Linked DNA regions of Homo sapiens: region 1 is linked to region 2. Evidence: chromatin contacts called from ENCODE Hi-C or POLR2A ChIA-PET data. All regions are on one chromosome and are shown on one strand. Each heading gives the region's core, a stretch centred on a gene start or an enhancer-like site at or near the end of the contact. The rest is flanking DNA. Distances are from core to core; before and after follow the strand shown.

The links. A loop is a pair of places that touch in the nucleus more often than their neighbours do. ChIA-PET counts read pairs that join two places held with the same protein, here RNA polymerase II (POLR2A). Pooled maps may share reads with other maps.
Region 1: a loop to region 2 is called in a map with no recorded cell type, with 2.4 times the contacts of the local background. The contact joins the promoter of LINC01627 here to the enhancer-like site in region 2. A Hi-C loop is called at or near these places in 5 of 168 maps with a recorded cell type or tissue (B cell, GM12878, OCI-LY7 and 2 more), 34 of 37 single-sample maps with no recorded cell type and 12 of 50 pooled maps. POLR2A ChIA-PET finds 5 or more read pairs at or near these places in 4 of 52 experiments (OCI-LY7, Panc1, T-cell and 1 more).

The regions. Positions count from the first base shown.
Region 1 is chr9:37,390,716-37,396,672 of GRCh38, forward strand. It overlaps LINC01627 (long intergenic non-protein coding RNA 1627), which reads right to left and starts at 4,079. Exons shown (of 3, transcript XR_002956875.2): 1 at 3,932-4,079; 2 at 208-371. LOC124902153 (a long non-coding RNA gene) reads left to right here. Exons shown (of 3, transcript XR_007061478.1): 3 at 4,507-5,697. RefSeq lists enhancers at 173-442, 453-502, 5,017-5,311.
Region 2 is chr9:37,298,204-37,304,303 of GRCh38, forward strand. It overlaps ZCCHC7 (zinc finger CCHC-type containing 7), which reads left to right. Exons shown (of 9, transcript NM_032226.3): 3 at 3,985-4,028; 4 at 5,985-6,100. Among named protein-coding and RNA genes, the nearest start is that of LINC01627, 94 kb to the right of the region's middle. RefSeq lists an enhancer at 4,289-4,338. Within about 2 kb of position 4,253, at least 5 of the 41 ENCODE cell types and tissues checked have a DNase peak (open chromatin) inside an H3K27ac peak, as active enhancers do; they include B cell, GM12878 and OCI-LY7, where a contact is called at or near this core.

The sequences.
Region 1 (5,957 bases), core at 2,829-5,328, 92 kb after region 2:
AGATGTACCACATTTTAATTTGTTTAAAATTTTTCTCTTATAACACTTGTGTGAACAACTTTGGTGGAACCTTCGCCTTTGAGATCAGGAAAAGCAGCGTTTCCCACTCTCAATCAGAAACCCAAGGTTAAGTGAGAAAATTGAGCCCAAGTGTCCCGAAGGCCCTTTAGAAGCAGCGCCACCTGCAGACCTTCCCGAGTTCCTCACCTGACCGAATTCAAAGGTGTCAGACCAGGAGTCTCAGACCAACTCTGAGTCCAGCTGTTGAAATCACTTTCAGTATCACTTTCCGTCTCTGGGCTTCAGTTTCTCCATCTATAAAACTGCAGGGTTGGACTAGAACAGTCTTTCTCAAATGATGTCACTCTGGTCTAAAAGCCAAAAAGATGCCAGTGACCACCTTCTTGAAAGTATTTTTATTGATTGATTGACTGATTGATTGAGACAGAGTCTTGCTCTGTCGCCCAGGATGGAGTGCAGTGGTGAGATCTCAGCTCACTGCAACCTCTGCCTCTCAGGTTCAAGTGATTCTCATGCCTCAGCCTCCCAAGTAACTGGGATTACAGGCATGTGCCACCACACCTGGCTAATTTTTTGTATTTTTAGTGGAGATGGGATTGCACTGTGTTAACCAGGCTGGTCTTGAATTCCTGACCTCAAATGATTCTCCCACCTTGGCCTCCCAAAGTGCTGGGATTACAGGTGAGAGCCCTCGTGCCTGGCCTATTTATTTTGAGACAGGGTCTCACTGTGTCACCCAGGCTGGAGTGCAGTGGTGCAATCATGGCTCACTGCAGCCTTGACCTCCCTGGGCTCAAGCAATCCTTCCACCTCAGCCTTCCAAGTAGCTGGGGCTATAGGCAAGCACTACTATACCTGGCTAATTTTTTTTTATTCTTTCTGTATTTGTAGAGATGGGGTTTCACCATGTTGCCCAGTCTTGAACTACTTGGCCCAAGCGATCCTTCTGCCTTGGCCTCCCAAACTGTTAGGATTATAGGCGTGAGCAACCACGCCTGGCCTGAAAGTATTTTTAAATGCATAAGAAAAAGACAAAGCAGTTCCATATCATTCTAACTGCTCGGCGGTGATCCACCTTTTAGAAATGGTGTGCTAGGAGCAGGGGTCACGGCGTGAGAGGCTGCCCGTCCGGCACCTACGAGGGCGATGTCAGACTCGGGAATCCAGGCACGGGCAGCACATGAGGCAGCTATCATAACAAGGCTGAGGATGATGGCTGGTCTCTGTTCGGTGTCTTGTCTTGTAATCCCAACATGTATTTGTGACCTCGCTCAATGTTCATTGTCTGTTAAATGCACTACACAAATTTAATTCCCATGGTCTGTGGCTGAGCAAAGGAGGTTTCAAAAGAAAATTTGTGCATTCTAGTTCATGAGCTCTTGCTGTTATTTTTAAAGAGCTCCATGGAACAAATGGGTGGACTCCAAGCACCCTTTGAGCTCTAACAGCCTAGAGAAGAGGTGGGAAGGGGGTGCCTCTTTTCTCTTCCCCAGCTGAGTTCAGAGGTCAACAGTCCTCACAGCTGGACATGGGCAGGGTTGCCCAGTAGCTTAGGGGTCACTGGTCATAATGGCATCCTGCATGGCAGAGACCCTGGGAGTAGCATTTTCGGCAATGTTTGGGTTACAGACCTCCTTCCGAGTCGCCTGGAGAGGTCTTTCCCGCCCTTTGTAGTGGATGTATGATTTTGTTTGCAAGCGTCCTTGGGAGAACCACTCCTCCCACAGCATGAGGCTGTTAATCCTGGTGGCTTCTTCCTCCAACCCAGGCCCTCTGAGGAGCACTCTGCCCCACCCCTCGGCACGTGATTGGTTCAGAGGCAGGCATGTGACTCAAGAAGCCAATAAGAATTCTTTTCTGGGATTGTTACTTTAGTCCCTGGGTGAAAGGAGGACTCCCCTGGATAGAGCTGTCTTGCTGGGACGTTCTCTATCTGTCTGCCCACCACCATCTTTCCTAACTCATAGAAGAAAGCGAAGCAGAGAGGCAAGAGATGGGGGGGGTGGGGAGAGGCGGGGGGAGAGAGAGAGAGAGAGAACTGACAAGGCTGCTTGAGCCCCTGCATCCAGCTATGCCTGCTTCCCCTCAGACTTCCACACTTCAGGAGCCAATGAATTCCTTGGTTGCCTAAGCTACAATGAGTTAGGTATCTCTCACTTGCAACCAAGAGTCCTTTAAGGCCCACTCAACAGGGCTGCCATATACAGTGACACCCCTTCGCTTACACAGTACTCAGTCTTTTCAGATGAATGAAGTAAATTGTTCAGTCATCATCTCCTCTCAGAAGCCTTCCTTGATTTCCCTATACAGAACCAGTCACTCCCTAATCTATGCTTCCAGGAATCTTGTAAAAATATACACTGTGGCCCAAGTCCCTCTGTGTATTTATGATAATATAAATTGAATATAAGAATATAAATTGAATATTCAATTTATATTCTTACACACATGCTTGTCTCCCCATCAGAGTGGGAGATCCTTGGGGTAGAGACTAAATCTGATTTATCACTGTTTCCCCCGTACCCAACCAAGAAAGTGCTTAGGTGTTTATTGAGTGAATTATAATCAAATCTCACTACAACAAACAATTGGGATGTCTCATCTAATTTGTTATTAAGAAAATTCTCACCTGAGTGGGTGGCTCACACCTGTAATCCCAACACTTTGGGAGGCCAGTGTGGGAGGATCACCTGAGCTCAGGAATTTGAGACCATACTGGCAACATAGGGAGACCCTGTCTCTACTAAAAATAAAATAAAAATTAAAAAATTAGTTGGTCATAGTGGCACACACCTGCGGCCCCAGCTACTCGAGAGGCTGAGGTGAGAAGACGCCTTGAGCCCAGGAGGTGGAAGTTGCAGTGAGCCGTGATCACACCACTGCACTCCAGCCTGGGCAACAGACAGAGACCCTGTCTCAAAAATAAAAAGAAAGAAAAGAAAAGAAAATTCTCAGCTGAGCACTGTGGCTTATGCCTGTAATCTCAATATTTTGGCAGGCCAGGGGCCTGAGGCTGCTTAAGTCTGCTGACTGGCCCCAGGTCACACACAGTGAGTCTGGGTCCCATAGGGACCGGACGTGCTGACCTCTGTGGAGCTTTGCGCCCAATCACCCAGAGGCAGCAGGAGGAGTTTCTTTTTTGTTTTATTTTGTTTGAGACAGGGTCTTGCTCTGTTGCTGAGTTCAGAGTGCAGTGGCACAATCATAGGTCACTGCAGCCTCAATCTCCTGAGCTCAGGAGATCCTCCCACCTCAGCCTTCCAAGTGGCTGGCACTACAGTTGTGTGCCACTATGCCTGACTAATTTTTTTTAATTAGAGATGGGGGTCTCACTACATTATTGCCCAGGCTGGTCTTGAACTCCTGGGCTCAAGAGATCCTCCCACTTTGGCCTCCCAAAGTGCTGGGGTTACACATGTTAGCCACCATGCCCACCTCAATCAAGATTTGTTTCTTTTCTTTTTTTATTGAGATAGGATCTCACTCTGTTGCCCAAGCTGGAGTGCAGTGTACAGTGGCATGATCTTGGCTCACTGCAGGCTCTACCTCCTGGGCTCAAGGGATCCTCCTACCTCAGCCTCCTGAGTAATTTGGACTACAGGTGTGCACCATCAGGCCTCGCTAAATTTTGTTTCTTTTGTTTTGTTTTGCAGAGACAGGGTCTCACTATGTTGCCCAGCTTGGTCTCAAACTTCTGGCCTCAAATGATCCTCCCACCTTGGCCCCCAAATCTGTGGGCTACAGATGTGAGCCACTGCACCCAGCCTCGAGGTTTGTTTCTTAAACTATCACCCTCCAGGGGCTGCTCTGTATTCATGCACCTTCATGCATTTGGCTCTGGGCTCTACCCACCTCCCCTCACCCCAGATTCTGCCAAGCTGGTGCTTAGGACAGTGGCCCTCCCACTTACGCTGAGGCCGAGATCTCTGACATGTTTGTGGGCCTCACTTCCCAGGTGCCTCCCAGCCCCACATGAGCTGTCTCGTAGGGCCAAGACAGCACTTTTGTATGGGGGTCTGTTTCAGAGGCACAGATGGCTCCAAACACGTCTTCTGCATCTGTAAAAGATAACAGGTGTACATTTAAAGAAAGGAATTCATACATATTTAATGATTTAGCTTAAGCAACTGGGCAAATATTCATTTTCTTAAGGTGGTAATACATAATTAACTGATAATAAAATTAATTGGGTAAAACAGTCTAAAAATAATGCAGTACTTATTACATGAGGGAATATAACTGCATTGAAAGAGGTTTAATTGTTCCAGAGACTGATGAGTCCCCAAAAGCAGCAAAGGGAAGAGGTTTTTCCACCTTTGGAATAAGGGCTCTGAGTGGGCGCTTCCTGTTCACCCTGTGGGAATAGGGTGGGAATGGAGGGTGGAGAGGAAGATGGTTTCTTGCAATTTAACAGCTTCACAACGGGTTTAGAGAGCATCCCAATGTCTACTCCCAACCCTAACCACACATCTTCACCCCTGCCAGGTCAAAAAATACAGAAAAGAAAGAATCTACCACAGATACCCTTTTATTAGATCAGAAGAGAGAAAGCTTGTAGACGCCTCGTGAACTCACCCCTTCCACTGCGAAGTGCCAGACCCTGGGCTGGACACCGTGGGAGAGGCCAGCTGGGCAAGTCTGTCCTTCGGGGAGGTCTGGGGTGTTTGGGGAAGGGAGATAGGGACACACAATCCTCACAACAACTGCAAAAAGAAGTGTGAGCACGTGGGGGCAGAGGGAGCGTCAGTCAGACGGGAGGTGATCGGGACTGGAGAGAGATGTCCCAGAGGAGGTGGCTTGGGCAGGTGGGCTTTGACTGGCGTCTATGGGAGAGGAGCCCGTAGGAAGAAGAGAGAGCAGGACAGCTGGGATTGAGTTGGGCTGAAGCCGGACCGGGGAGGGTGTGGCAAGAGATGAGGCTGAACCGGTGGGCTGGAGGAGGGGGTCCCAGGAAAAGCAGCTCTGGTCCCACCGTCAGCCCTGCCTTTTATTATTAATCTCTCTTGTGAATTCAGGTGGGAAAAGGCCTGCTGAGAGTAGTGCCAGAATTCACAGGAGAAAGATTCTGTAATTTCTTTGAGCTCTGTGACTCTGGACAAAGTATTCAGTATTAATGCAGTTGACCATGACGTCTTCTGTGTGCGCGACTGACAGACCAAATTACCTTTCCTTATCTCCTGGCGAGAAAAAAGGACCATTTTCTTGACATATTTCATAATCATTTCACCTGCTTGCCCCCTATGGAGAGCGCCGGTGACCCGGCCCCCTCCCCTCCCACACAATGCAGGAAGTATGTCATCTAATAAGCCCAGTTTCTAAAGAATGTTTTTAATCTTGGAATAGTGAGTGTGATTTTTGATTGTATTTTTAATTCTCTATCTACTTTTTTAAAAGCACACGCTTTTGTTCTAATTCTCATCTTAGCTCATCAGGGCCAGGAGGAAGCGTGGACATCTTCCATTCCATGGATCTGCTTAGCATTTGACAGGTGAGGCCCAAAGAGAAGGCATGGGCCAGGACCCCTTAGGGCAGCTGGGGGCACACCAGGAATTCTGGAGTCAGGGCTCTATGCCCTCCATGCCCAGTGGGCACCGTTCTCTAGGTGGTGCCCCAGCCCGGTAACTACAAAACCTCAGAGCATTTTTTTCTAATTGTGGTAAAATACACATAACAAAAAATCTACATCTTAACCTTCATTTTTTTTTTTTTTTTTTTGAGATGAAATTTTGCTCTTGTTGCCCAGGCTGGAGTGCAATGACACGATCTCGGTTCACTGCAACCTCTGCCTCCTGGGTTCAAGAGATTCTCCTGCCTCAGCCTCCCAAATAGCTGGGATTACAGGCACTCGCCACCGCTCACTGCTAATTTTTTGTATTTTTAGTAGAGACGGGATTTCACCATGTTGGCCAGGCTGGTCGCAAATTCCCGACCTCAGG
Region 2 (6,100 bases), core at 3,003-5,502:
CTGTATGTGTAATAAAGATAGCAGAATAGTTCCACAAATGGGGGCAAAGTGTAAAAAAATAGACTGTAGGTTATGGGTCACCCCCATGACCTAGTCACCTCTGACCAGGCCCAACCTCCAACATTGGGGATTACAATTCAACATGAGATTCGGCCAGGACATATATTCAAACTATATCAATATCATCACCAGATGAATAGCTAAACAAATTGTTATATCCATACAATGGAATACTGCTTGATTATAAAAAAATGAACAAATTGCTAATACCCAACAACAGGGATGAATCTTAAAAATATTCAGGAGGAAATGAGACAGACACAAAATAGTACATAACGTATAATTCCATATATGTGAGGTCCTGGAAGGGGCAAAACAAATCTATCGTGAGAGAAGGCAAATCAGTGGTTGCCTCAGGTGGGGGATTGACTGCACATGTGCACAAAGTAACATTTTGGGATGATGGAAATGTTCTACATTTGATTTTTATAGTGATTACCCAGGTGTATACATTTGCCAAATTGAATCCTACTGTATTTTTACATAGGTACATTTTATTACATGTAAGTTACACCTCATTAGTTTCCTTTACGGCCCTGCCTTCTGTAACTTTTTTCCTTCTCTCCCTAAAATTGAGGTATTATCCATTCTTCTGAATTTACCATAGCATTTGTTTGGCCTTCTCTTACTCTTTCTTTCTCCTTTCGTTTGTCACCTTGTCCTCTACTAAGGCTATAAGCTCTTTACATCTTTCTTTACCCTCTAGCACCTTGCTCATTTAATCTTCCAATAGATGTTTGTTAAACGGAGTTGATTTCATACAAAGAAAGAATTACCAGCTACTGCTTTGATCACGGCTCTGAAATTTGAACAGAATCACAATCCCAGTTATCAGCAAGAACAACCCTATAAAAGCAGCTATGGGTTGATGACAGGCATTCTTAGGGCAGTCTTAATTTTACAATTCAGGGCAGTCCCATTTAACATTCTATGGCATTGGGTGGTGGACACATGGAAGATGAGTGTTCCTGGGCCGTATGGAAAGTCCTCTTTAAGGCGAATTACCTTGTGCTAGTTGCAAAGGTCTGGAAGATTTAATTCAGGTAAATTACACAACGTGACAATGTATATAATTCCAGTAATGAGAGAAAATTAGAATCAGAAATTCAGTACTAGAAGGTGCCACCATGGATGCCATTTATTCTAACCCATTGTCATACAGACCCAGAGATCTTAAGTATCCTGCCCAACACCACACAGCAAATTAGCGGCACAGTTAACTCTAGAAGCCAGATTTCTATCAAGTACCATACCCAGAATTTAACAAGTTGGAGAATTTGCTGTTTGTGGAAGTTCTGAGGAGTTGCCCTAGACAAAGCTTTCCTTGGGGTGAGATTTTGAGTTTAGACACAATAGGTAAAGATCAAGGGCAGGAAGCTGCTGTCATTACTAGGTTCAAATCAAAACTGGAACCTTGGAGCCATGGCAGGGACAAGAATTGCCTTATGTGTTCCTGGTGATGTCTTTGCTTCATATACCACTTGAGAAATACTGACTTGATCTATTGTTGAAACTTAGTTTGTATACTTGTTGATGAATTTTCTATAGTAAGAATATGAATATGCTATAACTTTTTGAGGAGTTGTTAGTACAGTTGACCCTTAAACAACACGGGTTCGAACTTCATAGGTCTGCCTATAAGCAGCTTTTTCTCAACCAAAAATGGATTGAAAATACAGTTTTCATAGGCTGTGAAACCCACGTATATAGAGGGCCAACTTTTTATATGTGCAGGTTCCACAGGGCTGACGGGAACTTGAGTGTGCAAGGATTTGGTTCTACCAGGGTAGTCTTGGAACCAATCCCTCATATATACTGAGGGACAACTGTACACAAGAATATTTTTGAATCCCACAGGATTGTTAAAACAATCTGAATAGAGTCGATCTCCCTCCTTCAAACCTTCCTTTTTTACTGTTTTCTGTTTATGTGTAAATTTGGAGAGTGGTAACAGTTGCCATTTTGCATTTCATTGGTTTTATATTTCATTTTTTAAGAACAATTTTAAGTCAGTCTTATAGTTAACATAATTTCAAGTGGTCATTTTGAATTTTAATGATGAAAGACATTGAGATACAAAAAGCAGCTTTGAAAGTTGTAGCAAAGCATGCTTCATACATGGATCCTTTGAATGAAAGAATAATAGCATGGATGGTTGATGAAGGAATAGAAGCTGCTGCTATTTAATGTATTCTTCACTCTCAGTACATGGATACAGCCTCCAAATGTTACAAAGAAAATAATCATCAGCACAGCATCTCTGCATACCTGTGGATTGGTCTTTTTGTAAAGCAGCCTCATGGTTTTCTTAGAAAAGTTTTTTATTTAAAAATATATCTCTAGACACTTACTCCTGGTAGGCCTGGGAAAATGTAGATTACTTCATGTCTCTTCAAAAGCCTTTCAAAGAAACAAGTCAAGCTTGATTTGTGTTTTTGAGATAGAGGAAAGTAGTAAGGTAGGAGGACAGAGGAAATCTTAGCTTTAAAGGGAGAAAAAGATCTTTCAGTCCTTTTGTCAACACTTTAGTTTCTGCATTAGTCATAGGTCCCTTCCCCCTTGGCCATGGGTGGACCAAAGGAATAGCAGCCATTTGCACGTTTGTGAAAGGACAGTGGAAAGAAAAGAAAATAGCTGATACAAGAAAATGTGGGAGATTATTTCCCCCACTAGGTTTTTACAGTTGTATTTTTAGATTAATCAGTGGTTTCTGGATATTTGGCCTCCTTTTTTTTCTTTTATTTTGCTGTTTTTGATGTTATAAAATACAGTGCTAAGAACCTAACCCTATTAGTGAGATATTATTCAGAGTCTAATTTTTTTATTGTTATAATGAAAGTCATGTAGAATGCAAAGCTAGTGGACACAGTTAATACTCATATTTGGTAGAAATACTTTTCCTCTACCAAGCTGAGTTCAAATTGTGGGCCTGCAAGTTAACTGATACTGGACAGGTTAACTGGAGAAAAGATAAGGTTTATTCACACTTGAAGGAGCACTCAATATCAGTAACTCTGAAGAAGAGTTTAGAGGGTTATAGAAGTAAGGGGTTATGCCTCTTGCTGTGGCACACCACAGATGCCAGCACTTTGGGAGGCTGAAGTGGGTGGATCTCTTGAGCTCAGGAGTTTGAGACCAGCCTGGGTGACATGGTGAAACCCTGTCTCTACCAAAAAAATTATAAAAATTAGCCTAGCGTGGTGGCAAGTTCCTGTAGTCCCAGCTACTCAGGAGGCTGATGTGGGAGGATTGCTTAAGCCTGGGAGGCGGAGGTTGCAGTGAGCCAAAATGGTACCACTGTACTCCAGTCTTGGCAACAGAGCAAGACCCTGTCTCCAAAAAAAACAAGAAGTAAGGGGCTATATACCAACTTAACAAGAGGGGGTAGCTTAGGGAGTCAAAGGACAGAAAGATCTCATTTACACAATTTTTTTGTTATGTCTCAGTGCCCAGTGTCAGTCATCTCCCTCCTGTGGATCCTCCTGGAGGTGTGAGAGGGTTGTGACAGCTGCCTCAGTAAAGCTCTGCTTTAGTCAGATAAAAGAAGTTAAGATTTCATTCTGCATCTGCTGTTGTATTTTTGGGCCCTTCACTGATTTTTTTTTGTTTTAATATTTGTATGTAGTCTGATGCTTTTCAATGTATTTTCACATACCTCATTTTATTCTCACAGGACTTTTTAGGCAGACAGGGAAAATACTATTATCCCATTTCACAGGTCAGAAAACTGAGACTCAGAGAGGTTAAGTATTTGTCCAGGGCCACATAATTAATAACAGAGCCAAAATAGGAATTTCAGGTATTCAACATTTCTCAGTGTACCTTTGGGGTCCAATTTGAGTACTCATAAATTGTGTAATCTATTGTCAATCTATAAGTCCTTTAAAAGTGCCACGGTTAAGTAATAATTTATTTGTTTTGTAGGAGAAGATGGTATAAACTGGTCCATCAGTGACAAAGACATTGAGGTAAAATCAAATTGTTTTTAAAATTCAGAATAATAATTTCCTTTGCTTCATAGTTTATTATGATAACTTTTGGAACATTAATAAGTTTAAGTGGCTTATAAGAAAACATTTGATTTTAGCATATGAGTGATTTAACTCTTCAGAAACTTGGTTCAGCCTTGAGTTTTGTCAGTGAGTTAATAGCTGTAATCATCCAGTCCCCTTTCCCTTTCTGTTTCTCTCCTGCGGTGAGTCCTCTCAGCCCATATGGCCTGGTACCACTAAAAAGATCAACACCGGAAATAACTGCTTCTTCAGTGTAAGGAAATGGTTAGTCTATTTTTAGGATGTGGCAGGTGTTTGTCTTTGTCGATTATTAGCCTTAATTGTGGCAGATGCTACAAAAAGAGAATAATTTTATAACTTGGTTTTGGGAGATAGCTAGATTGTACTTACATGTGGTCCACTTGGCCAGTTCAGCAAAATAACAAATAAAAGATGAAAACTTTTTTAAAGATGGAATTCTACCAAACAAGCTAAAGCATGGTTGGGATTTACAGTTCCTCTTTAGATATTCCATATGATATGCATTGTTGGTACTCTCTTACAAGATCCTAGATTTAGATTAGAATATGGGACAGTTAGAATTGGGTCACTCTGTAGGCAGAATGGATCTTAAAAGGATTCCAGTGGAAAGAAATTATCTCATTCCTTTATTTCTATAAAGGAAGACTGGATTATCAGTCTTTTATTATCATCCAGTCTTGTAGGCAGTAACCCTGTGCTGTTCAAAAGAATGGATATATTGGGTAGCTGTACTAACTTTACAAAAGACAAAGTCATAAAAACACCATTCCCTAACTCAAAATTTAAGTAGCCCTCCCATTCAGAAAAACATGGTGTACATTCAGTTATAGAAATCAGCAGTGGCTGGCCGGGCGTGGTGGCTCACACCTGTAATCCCAACACTTTGGGAGGCTGAGGTGGGTGGATCACCTGAGGTCAGGAGTTCGAAATCAGACTGGGCAACATGGCGAAACTCCTTCTCTACTGAAAATACAAAAATTAGCCAGGTGTGGTGGCGGGCGCCTGTAGTCCCAGCTACTCGGAAGGCTGAGGCAGGAGAATCGCTTGAACCCAGGGAGGTAGAGGTTGCAGTGAGTCGAGATCACGCCACTTCACTCCAGCCTGGGCAAAAGAGTGAAACTCCGTCTCAAAAAAAAAAAAAGAAAGAAAGAAAAGAAGTCAGCAGTGGCTTTGACTGAATGCTACCGCGGTGTCTAAGTGATGCATGTCAGTACCCCTGCTCGATCTGAAACATAAGTAGAGAAAGATTAAAAAAAAAAAATCACATGGAGAAGTATAAAAGACTCAGCAGGCGGGAGGGGCAGACAAAAAGCAGTAGAGTTACCTTTATGGCACCTCCTTTTATGTTTTTCTACCTCTTTTTTTTTTTTTTTTTTTTTTTTTGAGATGAAGTTTCACTCTTGTTGCCCAGGCTGGAGTACAATGGCACAATCTCGGCTCACCACATCCTCCGCCTCCCAGGCGCAAGCGATTCTCCTGCCTCAGCCTCCCAAGTAGCTGGGATTACAGACCTGCGCCACCACGCCCAGCTAGTTTTGTATTTTTAGTAGAGATGGGGTTTCTCCATGTTGGTCAGGCTGGTTTTGAACTCCCGACCTCGGGTGATCCGCCCACCTCGGCCTCCGAAAGTGCTGGGATTACAGGCATGAGCCACCACGCCCAACCTCTACCTCTTTTTAAGAGAACAAGAGAGATCATAAAGTTCCCCTGTGGCTAGGTTCTAAGTTGAACAGATATAACTAATAATTCTCTTGCTTTATCAAGGTAATGGAACTGACTTGAAGCTTGATGTATCTTTATTTGCTTATAGTTGTCTTTAACAAGAGTAGTAGATGGCTTTTATTTAGCAGTGAAACAATTTTTTTAATTCTTGATTTTTTTTTCCCTTAGGCCCAGATAGCTAATAACCGAACACCTGGAAGATGGACCCAGCGGTACTATTCAGCCAACAAAAACATTATCTGTAGAAATTGTGACAAACGTGGTCATTTATCAAAAAACTGCCC